Regions from separate parts of the Homo sapiens genome. Here region 1 is linked to region 2. Evidence: read pairs that join two places in POLR2A ChIA-PET (ENCODE). Cell type or tissue: Panc1. All regions are shown on one strand. Region 1 holds the start of MIR555 (microRNA 555). Region 2 holds the start of MSTO1 (misato mitochondrial distribution and morphology regulator 1).

Region 1 (4,000 bases), 260 kb before region 2:
CCTCTGCCTCCCAGGCTCAGCAATCCTCCCAGTAGTTGGGACTACAGGCCTACACTGCCATGCCCAGCTACAGAGGCAGAGTTTTGCCACGTTGGCCAGGCTGGTCTCACACTCCTGGGCTTAAGCAATCTGCCTGCCTCGGCCTCCCACACCGCTGGGATTATCAGCGTGAGCCACTGCACTTGGCCGAGGTCATTTTTTAACTAGCCCAGATCACTTACCTTTACAATACGTATAAAGGTCCAACACACAGCAGGTCCCCACTACAGCCTCCAAGGGAATGATCTCATAGAGTGGCACCCGAAATAGTTCATTATGATAGAACCGACGGGATGGAGAGTGGTGTGTTTCGTGGGGACGGAAATAATGGTGACCAAAGGCAAACCGTTCCTCTCTAAAACAATGGAAAAGTGAGAAGGGAGAGGTTTAGCTGATTAGCAAGATCCTAGTGAACATTCAGCTCCACTGGTACAGCACGGCTGGAAGAAAAGGACAGGACCTCAGCACGTACTTTTCATTCTTCCAAAGCTTCTCAATGCGAAAGATGTCAAGTTTATCTCGGTTAATGTGAGATAACAGTCGATAGGACTGACGGACCGGGTGGCCATCAGGGGTGCGCCGACTATCCCTCATCAGATACACACAGTCACCTAGGAAGACCCAGAACACAGAAGAAACATAAAACAATTCTTGTATGAATTCTGTTAGGCATCTGTTTATCTGACTCAGGGTCTACATAGAACTCATAATCTGAAACAGTATAAATACAGAGAGCTAAAAGCAGCAGTGTTAAGTGATGATAATCAATTCTAGACTATGACAATAATATAAGGGAGGCATTCCATTTCTTGAGCTTCCTATATGTTTTTCCCAGTCTTAAAATTAGCTTTGTAACATGTCTATCATTTCAAATTAGTATTATTTGGTGGAGAGGTGATGCATGTAAGCACAAGGACTACAGATATAAAAACTTATATTCTATTGCTATTCGAGGCCGTATGGAGACAATGACTATGATGGAGACAGCAGAGACTTCCTACTATTCAGAAAGGTCACCTCTGACAAGTAGGATTAGCTCCTGTATACATACCCTGACGAAGCAGCAAGTCATCTCGGAGCAAACAGATGAAGTAGACACAGCCAGGTTGGGCATAGTGGGGCCGAGGGATCATGGGAACCTCCTGATAGGAGCAGAAAGCCAATGTATAAGGGCTGGAATTACTACATTCAGCCTACTTATTTCTCAACCTAGAATTCTCAATCAAAACTTACTGTTTAGTCATTTCAATATACCACAGATATACAAAAAAGATGAAAGCAACTAGAGCTGTTAAACCTGGAAAAGTGAAGGTAGAGGACAAAACTGATAGGCTAAGTATCTCAATCTATGTTTTATGAAGCACTAATTGTGTAGTTGCTCTACGTAATCTAGGGGCCATATGAAAATGTGTGAAGGGAGACTAATTATTACAATGATTGGGGTATGCTACTGGTATTTAATGCCCAGGGTCCAAGGAAGCCAAACATTCTGAAATGCATCCCTCACAACAAGAACTATTCACCTAAACATGACAACAGCAACATTGTTAAGAAATACTGCCTAAATCTCTTCTTTTTTTAAAAATGACTTGCCCAAAATCACACATATAAAGATAGCAGAGCCAAGCACAGAACCCACTTAATGACTTAGGCAAGCCACTTACCCTCTCTCCTATGAAGTGAGCCTAACACTAACCTTTGCTGATTCTGAGTCCAGTGCTCTTTTCACTTAAACCACTGTCTAACATAAATGACGTTAAGGGTACCAAGTTCTGGATTTTGTAAGCTATTCCTTTCATGGACATCTGATAGTGTTTATAAAAACCTCAGTTTTGTTTTTTTTTGAAATGGAGTCTCGCTCTGTTGGCAGGCTGGGGTGCAGTGGTGCGATCTCGACCCACTGCAACTTCCGCCTCCAGATTCAAGTGAATTCTCCTGCCTTAGCCTCCCGAGTAGCTGGGACTACAGGCACGCAACACCACGCCCAGCTAATTTTTGTATTTTTAGTAGAGACGGGGTTTCACCATGTTAGCCAGGATGGTCTTTTTTTTTTTTTTTTTTTTTTTGGAGACTGAGTCTCACTCCGTCACCCGGGCTAGAGTGCAGTGGCGTGATCTTGGCTCATTGCAACCTCTGCCGCCCAGGTTCAAGTGATTCCCCTGCCTCAGACTCCCAAGTAGATGGGATTACAGGCGCCTGCCACTGCACCCGGCTAATTTTTTTTGCAGTTTTTAGTAGAGATGGGGTTTCACCATATTGGCCAGGCTGGTCTTGAACTCCTAACCCCATGATCCACCCGCCTTAGCCTCTCAAAATGCTGGGATTGCAGCCGTGAGCCACTGCGCCCGGCCGAGGATGGTCTTTATCTCTTGACCTTGTGATCTGCCCGCCTCGGCCTCCCAAAGTGCTGGGATTATAGGTGTGAGCCACCATGCCCAGCTTTTTTTTTTTTTTTTTTTTTGAGACAGTGTCTTGCTCTGTTGCCCAGGCTAGAATGCAGTGATGCGATCTTGGCTCACTGCAACCTCTGCCTCCTGGGTTCAAGTGATTTGCCTGCCTCAGACTCCTGAGTAGCTGGGATTACAGGCACCTGCCACTGTGCCTGGCTAAGTTTTGAATTTTTAGTAGAGACAGGGTTTCACCATCTTGGCCAGGCTGGTCTCAAACTCCTGACCTCATGATCCACTGCACCCGGCCTTTTTTTTTTTTTTTTTCTAAGAGATGGGGTCTTGCTCTGTCGCCCAGGCTGGAGTGCACTGGCATGATCTTGGCTTACTGCAACATCTGCCTCCCGGGTTCTAGCAGTTCTCTTGCCTCAGCCACCCAAGTACCTGAGACTTCAGGTGCACGCCTCCATGCCCGGCTAATTTTTTTTGTATTTTAGTAGAGATGGGGTTTCACCGTGTTGCCCAGGCTGGTCTCGAACTCCTGAGCTCAGGCAATCCATCCGCCTTAGCCTCCCAGTGTGCTAGGATTACAGGCATGAGCGACCGTGCCCGGCCAAAAACCTTAGTTTTATATAGTGCCATTCCTTCCACAGATTTCTAAGTATTTTATTTTCCCTTTGGTCATACTCCTGAAATAGGGAAGAACAGAATTATGACCCTTAATGTAAAGTTTAAGAAACCAAGGCCCAGAGAGGCTGAACAACCTATTAAAGGAAATTCTGCAAAGCAGGAGCAGGACAGGTGAGATACCATGTGCTACCTCTCCTACTTATAGATCAGAGTTTTATCAGAGGTTCAGCTTACCCTGTCCACAGGCCTTGGGTCACACTGCTCACAAAGGTAGTGCTCCACATCTGAGTTCACTCCCATACAATCACAGTGCTGCCATACCTGTAGAAAAACATACAGTTTGGGGAACATGGAGGCTATGACTTATTGAGAGTGTCCTGGGAGCCCAGAATAAAAAATTAGCAATAGGTCAGGGTAAAGTAAAAGAGGAACTAAGGGATAACTGGGTGAATGATAAATTAGAGATAAATGGTAAAATAGGAGGAAAACAAAATAATGACTGTTCTAAGCAAAAGTATACCGATTGACTCATAATCTATAGATCTGGGCAAATAAAATGGGGAGATGGACAGAGAATAGGAAAACAAATAGACTACTGAACTATTACTAAGTAATTTAAGTAAATGCTACAGCTATTCTGCTTTCAGAATACAGCTACAAAATGTTTTATTTACTCCTGTCTAACTTTAGCCTCCCAACAATCCTGTGCGTTACTTACAGCCACTTTACACATAAAGTTATGCATTCACATATATTAGTGGGGACACTAAGGCTCAAATCCAGGCTTTGACTTCTTCATCAGGAGCCCTACATGTATTAACATATTTCACTCTATCAGAGGATTCAATTAATAGAGTGTATTATCACTAATGATTCAAAAGGCAAAGCACTATATGAAATACTGTCATTTTCCTTGATCCAGATTATGTGAGAAGTGTACAGTG
Region 2 (4,000 bases):
CAAAAAATACAAAAATTAGCCGGGTGCAGTGGCCTATGCCTGTAATTGCAGCTACTTGGGAGGCTGAGGTGGGAGGATCGCTTCAGCCCAAGAGGTTGAAGCTTCAGTGAGCCGGGAGATTGCACCACTGCACTCCAGCCAGGGCAAAGAGAGTGAGACAGTCTCAAAATAAATAAACAAAACTAAATATAATACATGTGAAAATACAAAGAGCTCAGAAGAGATAAGAGCATCTAACCTTTATTTCTTGAAAAAATTTCAAACCTACAAGAATGCTCAGAGAGTACTGCAAAAGAACACCTATAATCTTCACCTAGATTCAATTAACATTTTGTCACTTTTTAAAATTTTGAGACAGGGTCTCCCTCTGTCTCTGGCTGCAGTGCAGTGCTCCAATCATGGTTCACCGCAGCCTCTAATTCCTGCGCTGAAGCGATCCTCTCACCCTAGCCTCTGGTTAGGACTACAGATGTGGGCTGCCTAGCTAATTTTTTGAAAAATTCTTTTATAGAGAGGATAGGGGGAGGGGGAGTCTCACTACATTGTCCAGTCTACCCTCACATTCTCGAATTTCTGGACTCAAGCGATCTTCCTGCCTCAGCCTCACCAAAACGTGGGAATACAGGCGTGAGCCTCTGCGCCCAACCAATATTTGCCTTATCTCTTTTTTTTTTTTTTTTTTTTTGAGATGGAGTCTGGCTCTGTTGCCCAAGGTGGAGTGCAGTGGCGCGATCTCGGCTCACCGCAAGCTCCGCCTCCCGGGTTCACGCCATTGTCCTGCCTCCGCCTCCCAAGTAGCTGGGACTACAGGTCGCGCCCGTCACCACGCCCGGCTAATTGTTAGTATTTTTAGTAGAGACGGGGTTTCACCGTGTTAGCCAGGATGGTCTCGATCTCCTGACCTCGTGATCCACCCGCCTCGGCCTCCCAAAGTGCTGGGATTACAGGCTTGAACCGCGGCGCCCGGCCTTTTTTATTTTTATTTTTATTTTTTTATTTTTTATTTTTTAGAGAGGAGTTTTGCTCTTGTTTCCCAGGCTGGAGTGCAGTGGCGTGATATCGGCTCACTGCAACTTCCACCTCCCAGGTTCAAATGATTCCCTGACTCAGCCTCCTGAGCAGCTGGGAGTACAAGGGCCCGCCACCACGCCCGGCTACATGTTTTGTATTTTTAGTAGAGACCGGGGTTTCATCATGTTAGCCAGGCTGGTCTCAACCTCCTGACCTCAGTTGATCCTCCTGCCTCGGCCTCCCAAAGTGTTGGGATTACAGGCGTAAACTACCGCACCCGGCCCTTGCCTTGTTTCTAAATACACACAAGAATGTTAATCATAGCACCTAATAGCCCAAAAATTGGAAACAATCCCAAAAGCTATTATCAGCAGTATATATATATATATATATATATATATTTTTTTTTTTTTTTTTTTTGAGACAGAGTCTCGCTCTGTCGCCCAGGATGGAGTGCATTGGCGTGATCTCGGCTCACTGCAAGCTCCGCCTCCCGGGTTCACGCCATTCGCCTGCCTCAGCCTCCCGAGTAGCTGGGACTACAGGCGCCCGCCACCACGCCCAGCTAATTTTTTTTTGTATTTTTAGTAGAGATGGGGTTTCACCGTGTTAGCCAGGATGGTCTCGATCTCTTGACCTCGTGATCTGCCCGCCTCAGCCTCCCAAAGTGCTGGGATTACAGGCGTGAACCACCGCGCCCAGCCTATTCTTTCTTTAGAATAGATCAGTGGTGGCGTATTCATACAATGGACTATTCCGCAGTGATGAAAATGAATTATAGATATTTGCAAAAATATGAATTACATAAACCATATTGAGCAAAAGACGCCAACAGATACATACTCTCTTTACATAAGGTGTTAGATACACAGAGATAGATAAATACGTGTAAATGATAGAGATATGATAGCTAAGCCAGTCCACAGGTTATTAGTCGTGGTCCACGTGACTTCTGAAGAGATGAAGGGGCATGGGAGGCTTTAGGGGAGCTTCCGCTTTTCTGGCAAGGTTTTCTTTTTGCCCGGGGAGCTATCAGCCAGCGGAGAGATCTGTGAGAAGGGATAAGACCTCAAGACAAGTAGGAAGCAGAGCCTTCCACGGCCCGCGCCCTGGCGGCCCCAAGTCAGCGGCGGAGACGGCGCCCACCCCGCTCCAACGTGGAGCAGGAGCAACGGCGTGGCCCGTGGAGCCCCGCCCCTCACAGGCAACCACAGAGAAGCCGGACTGGGCCACGTCTAGGAAGAGGTAGGAAGGGATCGGCGCATCGTTTCTCCAATGGGAAAGGATGTGTTTGCGGGCCAATAAGTAGCCGAGAATAACACCCGCCCACGCGCCTGCCAAGCCAATCGGCTAGGAGCAGCGAGCGGCGCGGCTGAGGCGCGGCGGCCCCGTGGAGCAGCGCAGTATGGCGGGCGGGGCCCGGGAGGTGCTCACACTGCAGTTGGGACATTTTGCCGGTTTCGTGGGCGCGCACTGGTGGAACCAGCAGGTGAGGTCAGCCGGCAGCTGCCCCCGAGGAGCCCTTCGGGATCTACAGTCCCGACGTTCAGCCGGCCTGCCTCGTCCTCTCTGCTTCCCCAGGATGCTGCGCTGGGCCGAGCGACCGATTCCAAGGAGCCCCCGGGAGAGCTGTGCCCCGACGTCCTGTATCGTACGGGCCGGACGCTGCACGGCCAGGAGACCTACACGCCGCGACTCATCCTCATGGATCTGAAGGGTGAGGTGGTGGCAGAGTTAGCCGATGCCCCTTATTTCCCTTCCGCGTGCCTAGTCCTTGCGCTGCCGTTATCTTCAAGACCCTCCCACCTTACCGAGCTCCAGGACCGGAGATGAGGAGCTGAGCACAACATGCCAACACTCGAGGGGCCCACGACAGTTGCTCAAGAGCCATTTCGGGAATAGGCTGCTAGGCCCTGGAGACAGTGAGGACTTGAACTGCAGCACTCCTGTCAGACCCCTGGATGTGGTTCCCCCCGCGTCCCACAGCTAATGACTAAGCTGGGAACCGAAAGATGGAATCTAGATTCTCCTAAGCCAAGGTTTTTCCCCCAACTAGTGTATATCCCAGAAAGCTTGGAAGAGCCAAGTGCTGGAGAGATGGTGACAGCAGGTTGTCAGGTGATCAGAGGAAGGTTAGCTAGAGGGGAAGGGTGCCCAGGCTTTGACCTAACATTGTCTCTGTTATTTCTGTACAGGTAGTTTGAGCTCCCTAAAAGAGGAAGGTGGACTCTACAGGGACAAACAGTTGGATGCTGCAATAGCATGGTGTGTAACTGATGTATGGATAAGGGTGGGGATCGTGTATGTACGCAGAACGCTGGATAACTCTGATCAGAGTGCAGTTTCTTTGATCAATCTCCAAACTCTTTCAGGCAGGGGAAGCTCACCACACACAAAGAGGAACTCTATCCCAAGAACCCTTATCTCCAAGACTTTCTGAGTGCAGAGGTGAGGGCCTCTGTCCTGAACTTTTTAACCCGGTGCCACAACCCGAGGGTCTCCATAGGGGCAGGTAAACGGGGATTTTAATCATTTTAAGTGTCTTAGAATGATATTTTGGGAAAAAGCACTCCTTTTCCTAAGGACTGCGACTCGGTGAACAGAAAGGAGGCTATGCGGTGTGGCCAGCCAACTCAAGGAGGACGAAGCAACCTTTGCCTCTAAACTGCCTGGAACTAAATGTCGATTTTTCTGACCCCTCCCAGGGAGTGCTGAGTAGTGATGGTGTCTGGAGGGTCAAATCCATTCCCAATGGCAAAGGTGAGACTTCTCCAGATACTGATGGATGGGGGCTTGGGTAGAGCAGAAACATGGAGAAAGGTACATTTCCTCTGCTTGTCTTCAGGTTCCTCACCACTCCCCACCGCTACAACTCCAAAACCACTTATCCCTACAGAGGCCAGCATCAGGGTCTGGTCAGACTTCCTCAGAGTCCATCTCCATCCCCGGAGCATCTGTATGATTCAGAAGTACAACCACGATGGGTATG

The links. ChIA-PET counts read pairs that join two places held together with the same protein. Peaks named below come from ENCODE experiments on the same cell type or tissue, not always from the same donor. Only the 100,000 strongest peaks of a DNase experiment are listed, where the experiment ranks them.
Region 1: POLR2A ChIA-PET joins it to region 2 with 10 read pairs; 5 of 35 experiments call an interaction of 5 or more read pairs at or near these places.

What each region holds. Positions count from the first base shown.
Region 1 is chr1:155,343,093-155,347,092 of GRCh38, forward strand. ASH1L (ASH1 like histone lysine methyltransferase) reads right to left here. Exons shown (of 28, transcript NM_018489.3): 21 at 3,291-3,377; 22 at 1,091-1,181; 23 at 512-650; 24 at 222-394. It overlaps MIR555 (microRNA 555), which reads right to left and starts at 3,353; the gene lies at 3,258-3,353. In Panc1, no CTCF peak of the experiment used is centred here; no DNase peak of the experiment used is centred here.
Region 2 is chr1:155,607,833-155,611,832 of GRCh38, forward strand. MSTO1 (misato mitochondrial distribution and morphology regulator 1) reads left to right here and starts at 2,386. Exons shown (of 14, transcript NM_018116.4): 1 at 2,386-2,500; 2 at 2,593-2,728; 3 at 3,207-3,276; 4 at 3,384-3,459; 5 at 3,717-3,771; 6 at 3,857-3,995. The coding sequence starts at 2,417. It overlaps LOC105371452 (a long non-coding RNA gene), which reads right to left. Exons shown (of 2, transcript XR_922171.2): 2 at 1,777-2,060. RefSeq lists enhancers at 1,373-2,247, 2,248-3,122. In Panc1, no CTCF peak of the experiment used is centred here; a DNase peak (open chromatin) is centred at 2,229; H3K4me3 peaks cover 2,245 bases; H3K27ac peaks cover 1,170 bases.